Regions from separate parts of the Mus musculus genome. Here region 2 is linked to region 1. A link is a contact called in ENCODE Hi-C or POLR2A ChIA-PET data. All regions are on one chromosome and are shown on one strand. The core of a region is the stretch at or near the end of the contact, and the rest is flanking DNA. Distances in the headings are between cores, read along the strand shown. Region 1 holds the start of 1700022H01Rik (RIKEN cDNA 1700022H01 gene). Region 2 holds the start of Aifm2 (apoptosis-inducing factor, mitochondrion-associated 2).

Evidence for each region. A loop is a pair of places that touch in the nucleus more often than their neighbours do. ChIA-PET counts read pairs that join two places held with the same protein, here RNA polymerase II (POLR2A).
Region 2: a loop to region 1 is called in a map of gastrocnemius, with 8 times the contacts of the local background. The contact joins the promoter of Aifm2 here to the promoter of 1700022H01Rik in region 1. A Hi-C loop is called at or near these places in 2 of 37 maps with a recorded cell type or tissue (gastrocnemius and heart). POLR2A ChIA-PET finds 5 or more read pairs at or near these places in 2 of 5 experiments (Patski and embryonic stem cell).

Annotation. Positions count from the first base shown.
Region 1 is chr10:61,676,520-61,683,645 of GRCm38, forward strand. It overlaps 1700022H01Rik (RIKEN cDNA 1700022H01 gene), which reads right to left and starts at 3,771. Exons shown (of 2, transcript NR_126477.1): 1 at 3,620-3,771. It overlaps Sar1a (secretion associated Ras related GTPase 1A), which reads left to right and starts at 3,766. Exons shown (of 7, transcript NM_009120.3): 1 at 3,766-3,894.
Region 2 is chr10:61,711,488-61,718,613 of GRCm38, forward strand. Aifm2 (apoptosis-inducing factor, mitochondrion-associated 2) reads left to right here and starts at 3,776. Exons shown (of 10, transcript NM_001284300.1): 1 at 3,776-3,865.

The DNA of each region.
Region 1 (7,126 bases), core at 2,521-5,020:
TAGTCCTTCTAATAACTTCCATATCTTTCCTTAGATAATATTTTCTTTCAACTGAAAACGTTTTTTGAGACAGTGTTTCATGCATTTCACTCTGCCCTCAACTTTTTATGTAACCTTTAACAATATTTTTTAAAAGGTTTGAGGCTTGTTTTAAAATTTTTATGTATGGGTTGCTGGAAAGATAGCAGTTAAGAGCATGACTGCTCTTCCAGAGGTCCTGAGTTCAATTCCCAGCAGCCATATGGTGGCTCACTACCATCTGTAATGGGATCCAATGCCCTCTTCTGGTGTGTCTGAAGACAGCTACAGTGTACTCATATACATTAAATAAATAAAATCTTTAAAAAAATTTTTAAAATGTGTGTGCGTTTTTGCCTATGTGTACTATCTGTGCACCACGTTCATGGCTGGTGCTGCCAGAGACCAGAAGAGGGTGTTGCGTCCCCTGGAACTGAAGTTACAGATGGTTGTGAGCTGCCTTATGGGTACTGGGAATTGAACCTCTTGAAAGAGTAGCAGCACTCAAAACTACTGAGCCATCTCTCAAGCTCCCAAAGATTGATTTGTTTGTTTGATTTTTGAGACAGGGTTTTCTCTGTGTAGCCTTAGCTGTCCTGGAACTCACTCTGTAGACCAGGCACCACCACTGCACAGCTCCAGAAATTGATTTTTAACTATGTGTATTTGTATATGTGTGTGGGTGTGTGCACTTGAGTACAGGTGCAGGTAGAGAGGCCAGGAGAGGGCCTTGGATCTCCTGGGGCAGTTGTGAACCACCCAACAGGGAACCGGAGTGGGATCTTCTAAAAGTACAAGACCATCTCTCCAGCCCCAATAAAAGCTTTAATTGCGTGTATCGGAGTGTGGCTATGTGACATGAATACAGTCCTGGGGTTGGAGTGATAGGATGATGTACCCGATGCTTGGGATGGATCTTAGGTCTTCTGTTATACAATCTTAACCATTAGGCATTGCTCCAGCCCCTGCTGTGCTTAATCTTTAAGCCAGGGGCTTTGAACAATGTAACTTTAAAAACCACAAAAATCACACACTCACCCACACTCGTGATACCTGAATACCACCCTCCCTCTTGAGAAGCCCATACTCATGTGCTAGACTCTGTACTCTCCTTTTCCAAAAAGTAACAAATCCCCACTACCTATCTTCCCAAACCTAAGTCTAAAGCAGTGTTTCTCAAACCTGTGGTCAGGACCCCTCTGGGAGCCAAACAACCCTTTCACAGGGACCACCTAAGATCATCAGAATATCAGATATTTACATTACCCGGAACAGTGAAATTACAGCTAGGAATTGGCAATGAAAATAATTGTATGCCGGGCAGTAGTGGCACATGCCTTTAATCCCAGCACTTGGGAGGCAGAGGCAGGCAGATTTCTGAGTTCGAGGCCAGCCTGGGCTACAGAGTGAGTTCCAGGACAGCCAGGGCTACACAGAGAAACTCTGTCTCAAAAAACAAAAACAAAACAAAAACAAAACTGAAAATAATTTTATGGTTGAGGGGGAGTCCCAGGTTGCCACAGCCTGAGGAACTGTATTAAAGAGTCGAAGCCTTAGGCCGGTTGAGAACCTTTCGGAAGCTTGTACCTCTTCTTAGGTCTGTTTAATAAACTGGCTAACTTCACGTCACTCTGATTCTTCTGAGCTGCAGGCAAATGCCTGTCTTTACTTGAATGGGATGGGGAAAGGAGCCCCTTGGGCTGCTCGTGCAGGGCTGGACTGCATCTCTTCTTGGCACTCACAAGCCAAGCTGCCCTCAGAGTTCAGAGGTTCTCCTGCCTCTGCCCCCCGAGGGCTGGAATGTAGCTGTATTCTGATACACCTTGCTGCATTGTTTTTTTGATTTTTAAAATGACCTTAGTCAGTTTGTGTCTATGAACATTTTACTTACATATATGTGTGTTGTGTGTTCTAAGAAGCCTTGAAGGTCAGAAAAGGGTGCTGGATCCCGTGGGACTGGAGTTACAGATGCTTGTGAGCAGCCATGTGGGTGCTGGGATTGAACTCATTCTTAGGGGAGATGTCACATGTACTTTTTAGCTTGGTGACCTCATGACTGAGACCTCACCAGACCCTCCTGTAGCTTTAGACCCATTTTTATGAAATGCCTGGTATCAAACTCTGGAAGTTGGAACCAACACTGGCTAACTAAGTCGCACTCACTTGCTTTCCTTCTTAGTTCACAGGAACCATTCCTTTGCCAGCCCTGGCATTTGCAGAGACTGCCCTCCCCACCCCACTTTCTGTGGTTCTGGAACTTGAACTCAGGTTGTCAGTCTTGATCTTTGAGCAGTGTGACTGCTAATCTTGGTTGTCAAGTTGATCACATCTGGAATTAACTAAGATGAAAGCAGCTGGTCACACCTGTGAGGGATTTTTCTTGATCGGATCATATGAAGTGGGAAGACCCACCCTAAATCTGGGCCACACTCTCGAGTGGCAGCCCACATAAAAGGACATGGAAGGAGGAGGCGTTTGCTTTTTTGCCTGCTTGCCCTCACTCTCCCTGGCAAGTTCATCTGTTCTGTTGTTGAGGCATCCCTCCATTGATATTAGGACCTACTTCTTTGGGATTCCAACTTCGACTGAAGACTACTGGCTATGTAGTAGTTCCCTAGATTCTCAGCATCAGATTGGGACTGCTGAGCCTATCAGTCTGGTATGGTCTGAACCATTACCCAACTCTTGGCCTTCCCATTGGGAAACAACCAATTGTTGGACTACTCAGACCACAGCCTGTAAGCCACTCTAATAAATCCTCTTAACGATATATTGGGGTTAGAGAGATGGCTGAGCAGTGAAGAGCACTGGATGGTCTTCCAGAGGACTTGGGTTCAATTCCCAGCAGAGATATGCTCACTAGAATCTCACCATGGTCTATAACTCCCGTTCCAGGAGATCTGACACCCTTTTGGTCTCTGCAGGCAACAAACATGTACATAGTACAGACATTCATGCAAACAAAACACTTGTAAATATTTTTTAAGTTGCACATGTATAATTATTCTATCTCTGTTCCTTATTTATTCGTTTGTTTAAGACAGGGTATCGCCGTGTAACTCTGGCTGGCCTGGAACTCAGAGATCCATAGACATTAGCTTCCCAAGGGCTGGCATTAAAGGCGTGCATCACAATGCGGGGCCAGTTGTGGTTCCTCTGAGAGCCCTGGCTAAAACAGTAGGCAAACCTACCTTGACCTGATGGATGAGCTATTTTGCAAGCCCCAGTTAACTGATTTGTTCAGTGGAGCTATTAATACGTACTGAGGGTTAAACCAGATGAAGGATCCCAAGCAGTCAGGGTACTGCCCAAAACTGCTCATTAAACTCTTGTTGCTTTTATTTAGAAAGCTGAAAAATAGAAACGCTATCCCAAGGCGGGGAAAACAACTTAAAACGATGACTAGGTGACATCCACCTAGGTTGAGGTCTCCAAAGTCAATTCTACTGTCCTAGACTCTACTGATATCTGGCAGCCTCCGCTTCTGATGTCCGGCGCGCGTCTGAAAACATACTGGGATCGGAAGCCCCAGGCTGCTTAAGTAGCTGCTTAAGTTGGGGACAGAAGCCCAGGCCGCCTGACAGACGCTGCCACGTCTTACCCCGCTTGAGAGCCTCCACAGAGCGGGCGGAGCCTCACCCCGAGCGTACGTCACTCCTTAGGCCCGCCTCTCCGCGGCCAGAGTGGCTGTTAGGGCGGTACCCACAGCCCGGACGGCGTGACGCGTCGAGGGGGCGGGGCACGTGCGTGCCCGGAAGTCTCAGGGAGGGGCGTGACGTACATCCGGCGCGTAGCTGGCGGACCCGGGGACTGCTGGTCTGTGTGCTCTGAGGGAGGGTCGCGCCGCCAGCCACCGCCGGAGGAGCCCCTCGGGCCGTGAGTCGGGGCCCCAGCGGAGGAGGTGGCGGTGGGGCAGCGGGCCCGGGACGGGCCACAGCGAAGGCCGGGGCGCGGGGCCGCCGCGGAGGGGCTGGGTGGGGGTGCAGTGACACGCAGGCGGTTCCGCGGGCCGGCTCTGGGCGGGGACGGGCTGCGGGGTGGCGTGGCGGCGGTCGGGGTTTTTTTTGGGGGAGGAGACGGCTTCGTGGCCTCCATAGCGGAGGAGTCTGGTTCCTCGGTGAGGATAGCTGGAGCCCTGGCACTCATCCTTGCGTTCTGCAGATCGTGGCCCTCGAGTAGCGAGTGGGCGCTCGAGCCCCACGTTCAGCCTCTGGGTATCCGATGCCCTGTCTGGAACCCATGGTCTCTCCCTCCACCAACACCCCACTCCCATCCACCCTTTTTATTTTTCCTGTGCATGGAAAAATTCCCTCTTGGGCGATTATCGTAGATGAATGTTTTCTTCGTCATTTTTACCCAGGTGAGAATGGTACCGACCAATGGTACCATTGGTAGTCGTACCCTTTCTCAGTATCCTCCCTCACTGGGTGTTTCTTCAGTACCTGGGCACTGTCCGCTCAGGTTGAGAAGGGAGGGTTAGGGGGGAATTGTCAGGAAGCTGATCTTTGACATTCACCTTGCAGCTACGTAGACTTTCTTAGTTAATAGCCAGCTGCCTTCTATCCCAGATTCACCCGGAGTGAATATGTTTGAGAGTACGTTTTTTATTGCTTGATGGTCTTTCTGGCACTTGTTTGTTCCCATCTTGATATTTGCACGGTTTTTACTTAAGGTTCATGAATTGTGTTGTTGGTTTTAATATTCTTAACATTCCATAGATGATAGAGTAGACGAAGAATAGAAAATAGTGTGTTCTTAAGATTATCGTCTGTGTAGGTGGTAGGTTAAGGAAGAAAGTTACCTTTTACCCTTTTGGAAGTCTTATGATTGGAATTTAATATTAGCAGGAAAAGGGCTTTGGTTTTAGGTGAGAGGCTTTTCTTCTTAAATACCTTATTTTTATTTGATGTGAATTGTTGTTTTACCTCCATGTGTGCCTGTGTGAGATCCCCTAGAGATGAAGTTACAGTTCTGAGCCGCATGTGGGTGCTGGGGCTTGAACCCAGGGCCTCTGGGAGAGCAGTTGGTACTCTGAACCTCTGATCCGTCTCTCCTGGCTTTTGGAACTGATGCTTTTGACCGCACAGTCTTGAACAGGACAGGGAGCCTAAAGAGTGTCCTCGTCTTCATCTTGGCTTGCTAGAGTTGGTGGGAGGATGAGATGAAGGTATTTGTGCTGGTGCTGTATAAATTCTAAGGTTGCTGGTGGATGAATTGGTTCAGATCCCGAGATCTCAAGGACAGTGTCAGCAAGGCCATTTCTTCAGCTTTGGGCAGCAGTACAGCCCAACTCTGGGCTCTGAGAGGAGTACTACTTTTTTTTTTTTTTAAGATTTATGTATTTATTTTATGTATATGAGTACACTGTAACTGTTAGACACACCAGGAGAGGGCATCGGATCCCATTACAGATGGTTGTGAGCCATCATGTGGTTGCTGGGAATTGAACTCTGGAAGAGCAGTCAGTGCTCTTACCCACTGAGCCATCTCTCCAGTCCCAGTACTACTTTTTAACATCACTGAAGAATTCATTCTAATACTTTTCCTTATCATTTTGGTAGGAAGGCTTTTAAAACAAGAACTGGGAAGGAAAATAAATTGGAAAATGAAAGTAAGTCAGTTACGTTACCACTTAAAAAAATCCTCTAAAGTATCACATTTGTAGAATTAACCAGGCTGAGAATATTTGCTTTCCTTTTCTTTGTTTTTGTTTTTGTTTTTGTTTTTTGTTTGTTTGTTTGTTTTGTTTTGTTTTCCTTTGAAACAGAGTGTCACTATGTAGCCTACTTTGGCTTGGTGAAGCTGCAACACACTAAAGCTCCTCTTCCTGCCTCAGCCTCTCAGGTGCTGTGGTCAAAGCTTTCACACCCATGTCCATCTTGGGAATTCTTCTAAAGAGATGTGGCTAAAAACAAAGTGCTGGACTATTGGCAGCAAACCAGTGCACATGAATTAGACTTGTTGGGTGTAAGAGGCCACAGTAGGCCACAGCCTGTTAAAGATGAACTGGGTCTCTCCTGGAATAAAGTGAGAGATAAGGGAGGATGTCTGGCTAGGGGGACTGTAGAAGAAAGATGTATTGTTTTATTTACTCAATAAACTTGAATTTAAACATGTATTTGTTACTGGCTTCTTAAAGTGCTAAGTTGTGCAGGTTTGTCAGTGCCAAGAATCGAACCCAGGGCCATGCATTTTAGCTAAGAATCCCTTGCTTGCACTGAGCTATGCTCCCAGCCTCCCCTCCATACGTTTTTTTTTTTATTTTTTTCTTGGTGATGGGACCTCATGATTCAGGCTGGCTTCAATTCATTGTATGGGTGAGACACCAGCATTTTTGTTTTGGGTTTTTTGTTTGTTTGTTTGTTTGTTTGTTTTTGAGACAGGGGTTTTGATGTGTAGCTTAAGCTGGCCTTCAATTCCCTATGTAGCCCAGGCTGGCCTTTGAACTTGTGATCTTTCTTCTTGAGCCTCTTGAATGGTAAGATTGCAAGTGTGTACTTCCCCTCCTGGCTATTACTTAACATGCAAAATGTGTTCTGTGTGCCACAGTTTCTGTCTGTACCTTCACCCAAATGTTGCTCTTTCATAAAAGCTGAGTGGAGCAAGCATGAGGTAGTTTCTAAGGTTTACAGGTCAGGCCATAGGCTTGATAAAACCACAGTAATTTGATAGTTTGCTTTCATCTAGCATCTTTGAAGAATTCAGGTGAGACTGCGTAGTAGCATTCAGGATGCTGAAGCATAAGGATAGCTTAAAGCCCTGGAGTTTGAAGCCAGTCTAGGCAACACAGCAGGATCCTGTCTCTTAAAAGATAAAAATACACACATATGTATGAATGTGCATACATAGGTAATTTCCTCCAGTTATTGTTCATGGAAGTTTTGTGTAATTGCAGTTACTGCATTTTCTGTCAAGTTTTGTCTTGTTGAGAAAGTAGTGGTTTTTCTTTTCTGCGATAAACGGAGCTGCTGATACAGAAATTCAGTGTGACCAGGAAATGGGTCTCTGTGAATCTTACCATTCCTCGGTATTTCTAGATCCTTCCTTCTTAACTGTGCTTAGAGCTCTCAGTGGCTTTACTCATACATTTTCCCCTTAAAGCCTATAG
Region 2 (7,126 bases), core at 2,526-5,025, 35 kb after region 1:
TCAACCTTACTGGTTCTTCTGTCTGGTGGCACGCGGTCCACTTGTCCCACAGACACCAAGTCCCCTTAGAGCTGGAGATGACTCCAGGCACCAGTGTCTTCTAGATAAGATTGGTCACAACAGGTTCCCACATCAAGAGCACAAAAGGGTTTTTTTTTTTAAATTAAAAATTTATGTATCCATGTTCTTTGTCTTTACATATGTCTGTACACCACATTATATGCCTGGCGCCCTCAGAAGCTAGAAGAAGAGACTAGAAGGCATCGGGTTCCTCTGGAACTGGAGGTTTAGGGGGTTGTGAGTTGTTGCATGGGTGCTGGGAATCGAATCTGGGTCCTTTGGAAGAGCAATAGTGGCTCTTAACCACTGACCCATCTCTCTAGCCTAAGATCTTGTTTTAAAACACACACACACAGAGAGAGAGAGAGAGACAGAGAGAGACAAAGAGACAGAGAGAGAGACAGAGAGCTGGAGGTGAGGGTGGGGTAATCTTGGGCAATGTAGTATAAAATAGCTAGGTATAAAATATCTGTTATCTGTAATATTTCAAGCAGCTGGGTGCTAGGCACAGTGTTTAAATGTCTTATAGATATGCAGTGTGTGTGGGGGGTATTGTCTTTTTTTTTTTTTGAGACAGGGTTTCATGTGTAGCTCTGACTGTCCTGCAGTTCACTCTGTAGACCAGGCTGGTGTAAAAGTCACAGCTATCCTCCTGCCTCTGCCTCCCAAGTGCTGGGATGAAAAGTATGAGCCAAGAAATACCTTTTGACTCCCAAAACAATCTAGGCTATTGCTGTTGCCCTTGGCTGCCTCCCAGAACTTGAAGGTATGACTCTGTTGCTGAAGACACCACACACTTTGGGCATAGAACTTGGAAGAATGGAGCTGGAGCTGACCTGGAAGCCTCTCTGAGGACTGGCCCTCACAGTAAGGTGCCATGCAAGCTGCCAGAGGAGACAAGCAATCAGTAGTGCTGCCCATCTGTAAAGCCTACAGATCACCACAACACCCAACAGGACAGGACATGGTACAGCAGAGGAAATGTTATCATCAGCGTAACCAACAATGTCTGATTAGACTCGAGGTCTATGGGATGGTAGGGAATGCGTCCCTGGTACATAGGCAGATGACCGTGGCACAGACCCTAGAGGAGGACACAATGTTGCCATTTTCCTCAACCATTCTAATTCTGTCTTTTAAATACTTAGCTTTACATCCACAGATTAAATGTAGCTCTCGTGCCTTTTCAAAGAAACTTCCTTTTTGCAACAATCTAGAGGCTGTTACAGGGATCCACAACTGATCAAAAGGCAAAGTAAAACTAACTACAGGGTAACATCTACCACACTACTGCTCTACCTAAGGCTCAGGAAGCCGGAAGAAGGAACAGGATGACTGTAAGAGCCAGAGGTCTTCAAAGCTGTGATGTAGTGTCTTCTTCTTCTTCTTCTTCTTCTTCTTCTTCTTCTTCTTCTTCTTCTTCTTCTTCTTCTTCTTCTTCTTCTTCTTCTTCTTCTTCCTCTTCCTCTTCCTCTTCCTCTTCCTCTTCCTCTTCCTCTTCCTCTTCCTCTTCCTCTTCTTCTTCTTCTTCTTCTTCTTGATTTGCCTATTTTATGTATATGAGATACTATAGCTGTTTTCAGACACACCAGAAGAGGCCATCAGATCCCATTACAGATGGTTGTGAGCCACCATGTGGTTGCTAAGAATTGAACTCAACCTCTGGAAGAACAGTCAGTGCTCTTAACCACTGAGCCATCTCTCCAGCCCTACTTAATGTCTTCTAGACATGGTCCTGCCACAAAATCTTAATAGGATTGCTTAAACAAGGCCTGCAAATAATCACACCAGGTAACATGCTGTGCAGATGGGGAAATTTCATAAGGCCCCATCTCTAAAGTTAGCAGTTAGTGGCTTCAGAGAGAGAGAGAGAGAGAGAGAGAGAGAGAGAGAGAGAGAGAGAGAGGTTGATTATGAGGTTTCTCTAGGGAAACCTCATTCTGCTGACATTACCCATTCCCAGATGGTTACATGTTCATAAGGGAAATATGAAACGGACTTAGTGAAGGGAGGGGAGCTTGGAGGTGGCTCAGAACACCCCCAGGCACCAAAGGAGAGTTATTACCCCAGAAGATCAAATTGGTGGAGGGTGGGGAGCTGCCTGTGGATGGGACAAAGGCAGCAGCAGGTGTCTCTGAAGGACAGTTTTTAAGGAGAAAAAGGGGAAGTCTGTACTCAGATGAGTTGGTGAATCCTGACTGGACAGTTAGCCAGTGCAGCCAAATCATGAATTTTGATGGCTGGACCTTGGTGTTCAGTCTCAGAAATGAGTCAGAGGCCAGTTAGGGGAGCCGACCTTGCGGGGCTAGCTTTAGTAATGATCTAAGGATTTAGCCAGGAGAGGGAAGGGGAAAGGGTAAAAGCTGCTGGTACCATGTATGTCGTGCCTGGGCCTGTTGGAGCCCTTCAGGTAGCTTCTGTCTCTGTCTGTTTCTGTGTGTGCAACAGTAGCAATTATAGAAGACAGGATGGAAATGATGGAAATGTTCATGTGTGAAATTCTCATCAAAACAAGTGTTCAAAGCAAAACAAAACAACCAACCAAATAAAGAAATGCTACCTACTGCCTATGTATGTTTGAGACAGGGTCTCTCACTGTAGCCCAGGATATCCTTGAACTTGTAAACCTCCTTGTCTCAGCCTCCCCAGTGGCTGTGGGTACAAGCATGAGTTAGTACACCCTGCTCAGGTATGTACGTGACCTCACGGACACTTGCCTACTGCCCCTAGGGTAGGGGACAATATCTGCTTGGAGACAGATGCCCTATCGTTCCCCTATGTAGCTTCGAATGCTCTGGCTTTCCTATCTCTGGCATCCTTCTGTGACTTGGCACACATGCTTGCTTCTCTCCCTTGCTCAGGGCTGACTTCAGTATGGGAGAGAGGCCTGAATACTTTTTGATCTCCAAGCTTCCTTACAGCAGTAGGTGACAGGAGATGTGGTAGTGTTTTGTTTGTCTTCTTGTTGTTGTTGTTTTGTTTTGTAGGGTTTTTGAGACCTGGTTTCTCTGTGTAGCCCCTGGATGTCCTGGAACTTGCTCCGAGTTGGCCTCAAACTCAACAGACATCCTCCTGCCTCTGCCTCCCTAGTGCTGGGATTAAAGGCTGCACCACTGCAGTCTGTCAGCAGTGGTGGTTTGATGGCTTCATTTTTTTGACAGGATCTCAGGAAGTCCAAAGTGGACTCAGTAGCCAATTTCTAACCCTCTTGCCTCTACTTCCTAAATGCTAGGATTACAGGTATGCACCACCGTGCTCTGCTTCTGTGGGTAAGAAATCCAGGGCACTCAGGATAGGCAAACAGCTCCTGAGTCTTGTGTTAAACCCCTTCTTTCTCCAGGCTACCATATAACCAAAGGATATACCGGTTCCGCTCTCCATTTTAAAGCTCCAGTGCAGGACCAAAGACTGGGCGAACAGCAGGCGCTCAGTCCGTATGCACATGTGTGCAGATGGCAAAGCTAGTGTGTGTGTGTGTGTGTGTGTGTGTGTGTGTGTGTGTGTGTGTGTGTTTGTGTGTGTGTGTGTGTGTGTGTTGGGGAGGCTCTCGGTTGTCTCCCAGAAACCCCTGGCAAAACTAAGGCGCAGGATCTTGGCAGGCTGAGAGGCTAGCTAGGCTGCATCAGCGCTGGGAGTGTCCAAGTAGGGAGCGGCTGGTAGGCGGTCAAGGTCAGTTCCAGGGCAGCGGGAGGGGCGGGGCTCGGGGGCGGGGCTCGGGGCGGGGCTGCGACCCGGAGACAGTGATGGGCACGCCCCGACACGGGGCCTCAGCGCCGGAAGACGCGAGGACCAAGGACCGCTACAGGTGAGGTCACTGGGGATCCTTGTTCCCTCGCGCGGCGTGGGGTACACTAGGGGCATGACAGGGGCCGCGGAATTAGGAGGGGGCCGTTGCCTAGGATACTTAACGCCGGTCCGGAGGACCAGGTTCCTCGGGATTCATTGCTCCTCAATGTCCGCTAAATCTGTCCGGGAAGAACTTGGGGTCTTGGGAGGGGGAAGCAGGACGCGCAGGGGTAGCGGGGCAGGCGTGGCCTTGATCTTGGGAGGGTCTCAGACAGAAGGACTGAGGTGTCTGAGTGCAGCGGGAGACCCTTAGGAATCTCAGAGAAAGTGAGTAGGGTTACCCAGGGGTGCATTGGAGGCCTGCTTCACCCCGCCCCCCTGTGAAATAGGGGTTCTGTTAGAAAAAGCGAGACCAGCAATGACTGAATCCCCTTCTCTTCTCTCTCTCTCTCCCTCTCTCTCTTTCTCTCCTCCCCCTCTCTCTTTCCCTTTCCCACTCTCCCTCTCTCTTACTCTTTCTTCCTCCCTCCTCCCCCTCTTCCCAGGCACCCTGTTCTTTCCAAGACCACACACTCCACACATCCCCATAGCTCACTAAGATAATTTTGACCCTGGGATTTAGGGGTGTGGGGGGGGAATGCTCAGCTGTCTTAAGAGCTGAGGCCCCCGGGGGAGGACAGGTGTAGTTTGGAAAGAAACTTCCAGATCTCCCCACTCAGCACCTATGAACCAAGGCTAGCATCAGCTTCTAACATGAGCCTGTGTCCCCTGCCAACACACCCCAAGTGCTCAGCCACACTCTCAAGGGACTGCATGTCAACACTGGCCTAAGTCACCTCCTGTTCACTAGAGCTGGGCCTATCAAGTACTGTACAGCCAGTGGGCCTTGTCTGGAGGGAGATGCAGGTTGGCAATGGCCAGGGATGGGCAGGTCACTTGGGGTGTGTGTGTGTGTGTGTGTGTGTGTGTGTGTGTGTGTCTGAGTGCAGGAGTGTCTATGCCAAAGTGAGTGCTTCTTTTCCTTCTCCTCTTCATTCTATCAGCCAGTCCCTTTTAGCATGGGGTGTTTTTCAACGGTATATCTAGGGGTGCATTCCTCAGCAGCTGTCCCTAGAGTGCTCACTCTCAGCCTGGTCTTTGGTGTCCAAAGAGGGGAGCCATCGCCTCCCTTCCCCAGTGGAAGAGGGGACAGATATCATAGCCTATTGAGTCACACTTCAGGAGCCTCTTCTGCCTCGAGGCCACAGTGGAGATGTGGCTACCCTGTGTGTCAATGTTGAAATTTTCCTTCCTGAGAAGCCTGGATGACTCAAAAGGCTGGGTGGTGATTTTTGTGGCGGAGACAGCAGGGTGGCTTCACTTTGGCCTGGGTGCACAGGGTTCCTGTTGTGTGTTGTCTGAAGCTTGACCTCTGAACAGCTATGGCAGAAATGTGTTCCACTAGATTCCTGAAGGTCTCTTTACACCGGGTTCAGGCTGCCTGTCTGGCAGAGAGGACGGTTGATAGGCAAGTTCAAGTGTGAACCACCACATTGTGTATGTGTTTGTACGTTTTGGGAGATGGGGCAATTGGTAAATTACTTAGAAATAAAGTTTTTTTTTTTTTTACCTGGGATGGGCAGGGAGACGGGATGGGGCTTCATGTAGCCCTTCGCAGCCTCAAACTTACCATGGGCCCAAAAATGGCCTTGAACTTCTGATTCTCCTGCCTCCACCTCTCTAATACTGGGATTACAAGTGTGCACTACCACACCTGTTTTACTCGATACTAGGAATTTAACCCAGGACTTTGTACATTCTAGGCAAACACCCCACCAACAGATCACTTAGCACTTAAAACTTCTTTTAAACCAGTAGTTCTCAACCTATGGGTCTCCATGCCTTTGGGGGTCTGAATGACACAAAAGTCACCTGAGGCCGTCAGAAAACACATATATACATTTTGATTCATAACAGTAGCAAAATTACAGCTATGAAGTAGCAATGAAAATAATATTATGGTTGAGGGTCACCACAGCAGGAGGAACTGTATTACAGGGTCTCAGCATTTGGAAGGGTGAGGACCACTGTTTTAAGCTATTATTTCTGAACCCAGTAGTTATAATTGAGGTTCTCTGTACTTCCTTGCTGGAAGTTAAAGCTAGGGTCATCCACAACTCAACAGCTCTGCCCATAGCCTTAGACTAAACTTGAAAGTATGTCCAAGTTTAAAACCTTGCGCACAGATGTCCGTCCCCAGAGACACTGTTCACAACAACCGTGAAGCGAAAGCTAAAGTGTTGGGCAACGCATGGGAATTTGGTTTGGTCATATGATGGTGTTATTTAGCCATGTGAAGAAGGAACACTGACGCCATACAAGTCAAGGAAAGGAACCATATGAGAGGTTGTGTGCTGGATAACTCCACTTGCATAAACACGTAAGATAGGCAAATCTGTAGGACAAGGGCATGAAGAGTTACCAAAGGATTTCTCCAAGACAGGCTCTCCACACATTCCAGGCTGGCCCTGAACTCTCTAGCCTTCTACCTCAGTGTCCCCCGGAGTGCTGGGTTTATGGGCATGTCCCATCACACCCTGATGAAAGTTATTTGGATTGATAGCTGTGGTGGTTGTGCAATCTGGAAAGTATAGTAAAAGCTGCCAAATTACACTTTAAATGGTAACCTGTGTACGTGAATTATATTTGGTTAAAGAAATCATGGGGCTAGAAAGATGGCCTAGTGGCTAAGAGGACTGGTTGTTCTTCCAGAGGACCCTGGCTTGATTCCCAGCGCCCACGACAGCTCACAACTACCTATAACTCCAGCCCTAGGGGATCTGGACTGCATATACTTGCTACACAGACAAAACATCCACATAAGAAATAAATAAACGATTAAGGAAGAAAGAAATCATATAGTTATAGAGCCCTCTCACTGTTTTCTGTTTTGAGATTGAGTTTTACTCTGTAGGCCTGAAATTCACTCTTTTAGTTAAGGTTAGCCTTGAACTTATGTTCTGGGATCACAGGTATGATGTACCATCACTGGTAGCTTCCCTGTCTAACATGTGTGTGTGTGTGTGTGTATGTGTGTGTGTGTGTGTATGTGTGTGTGTGTGTGTGTGTGTATGTGTGTGTGTGTGTGTGTATGTGTGTGTGTGTATGTGTGTGTATGTGTGTATGTGTGTGTGTGTGTGTGTATGTGTGTGTGTGTGTGTGTATGTGTGTGTGTGTGTGTGTGTGTGTGTGTATGTGTGTGTGCCTACCTCTGCCTCCAGAGTGCTAGGATTAAAGACCT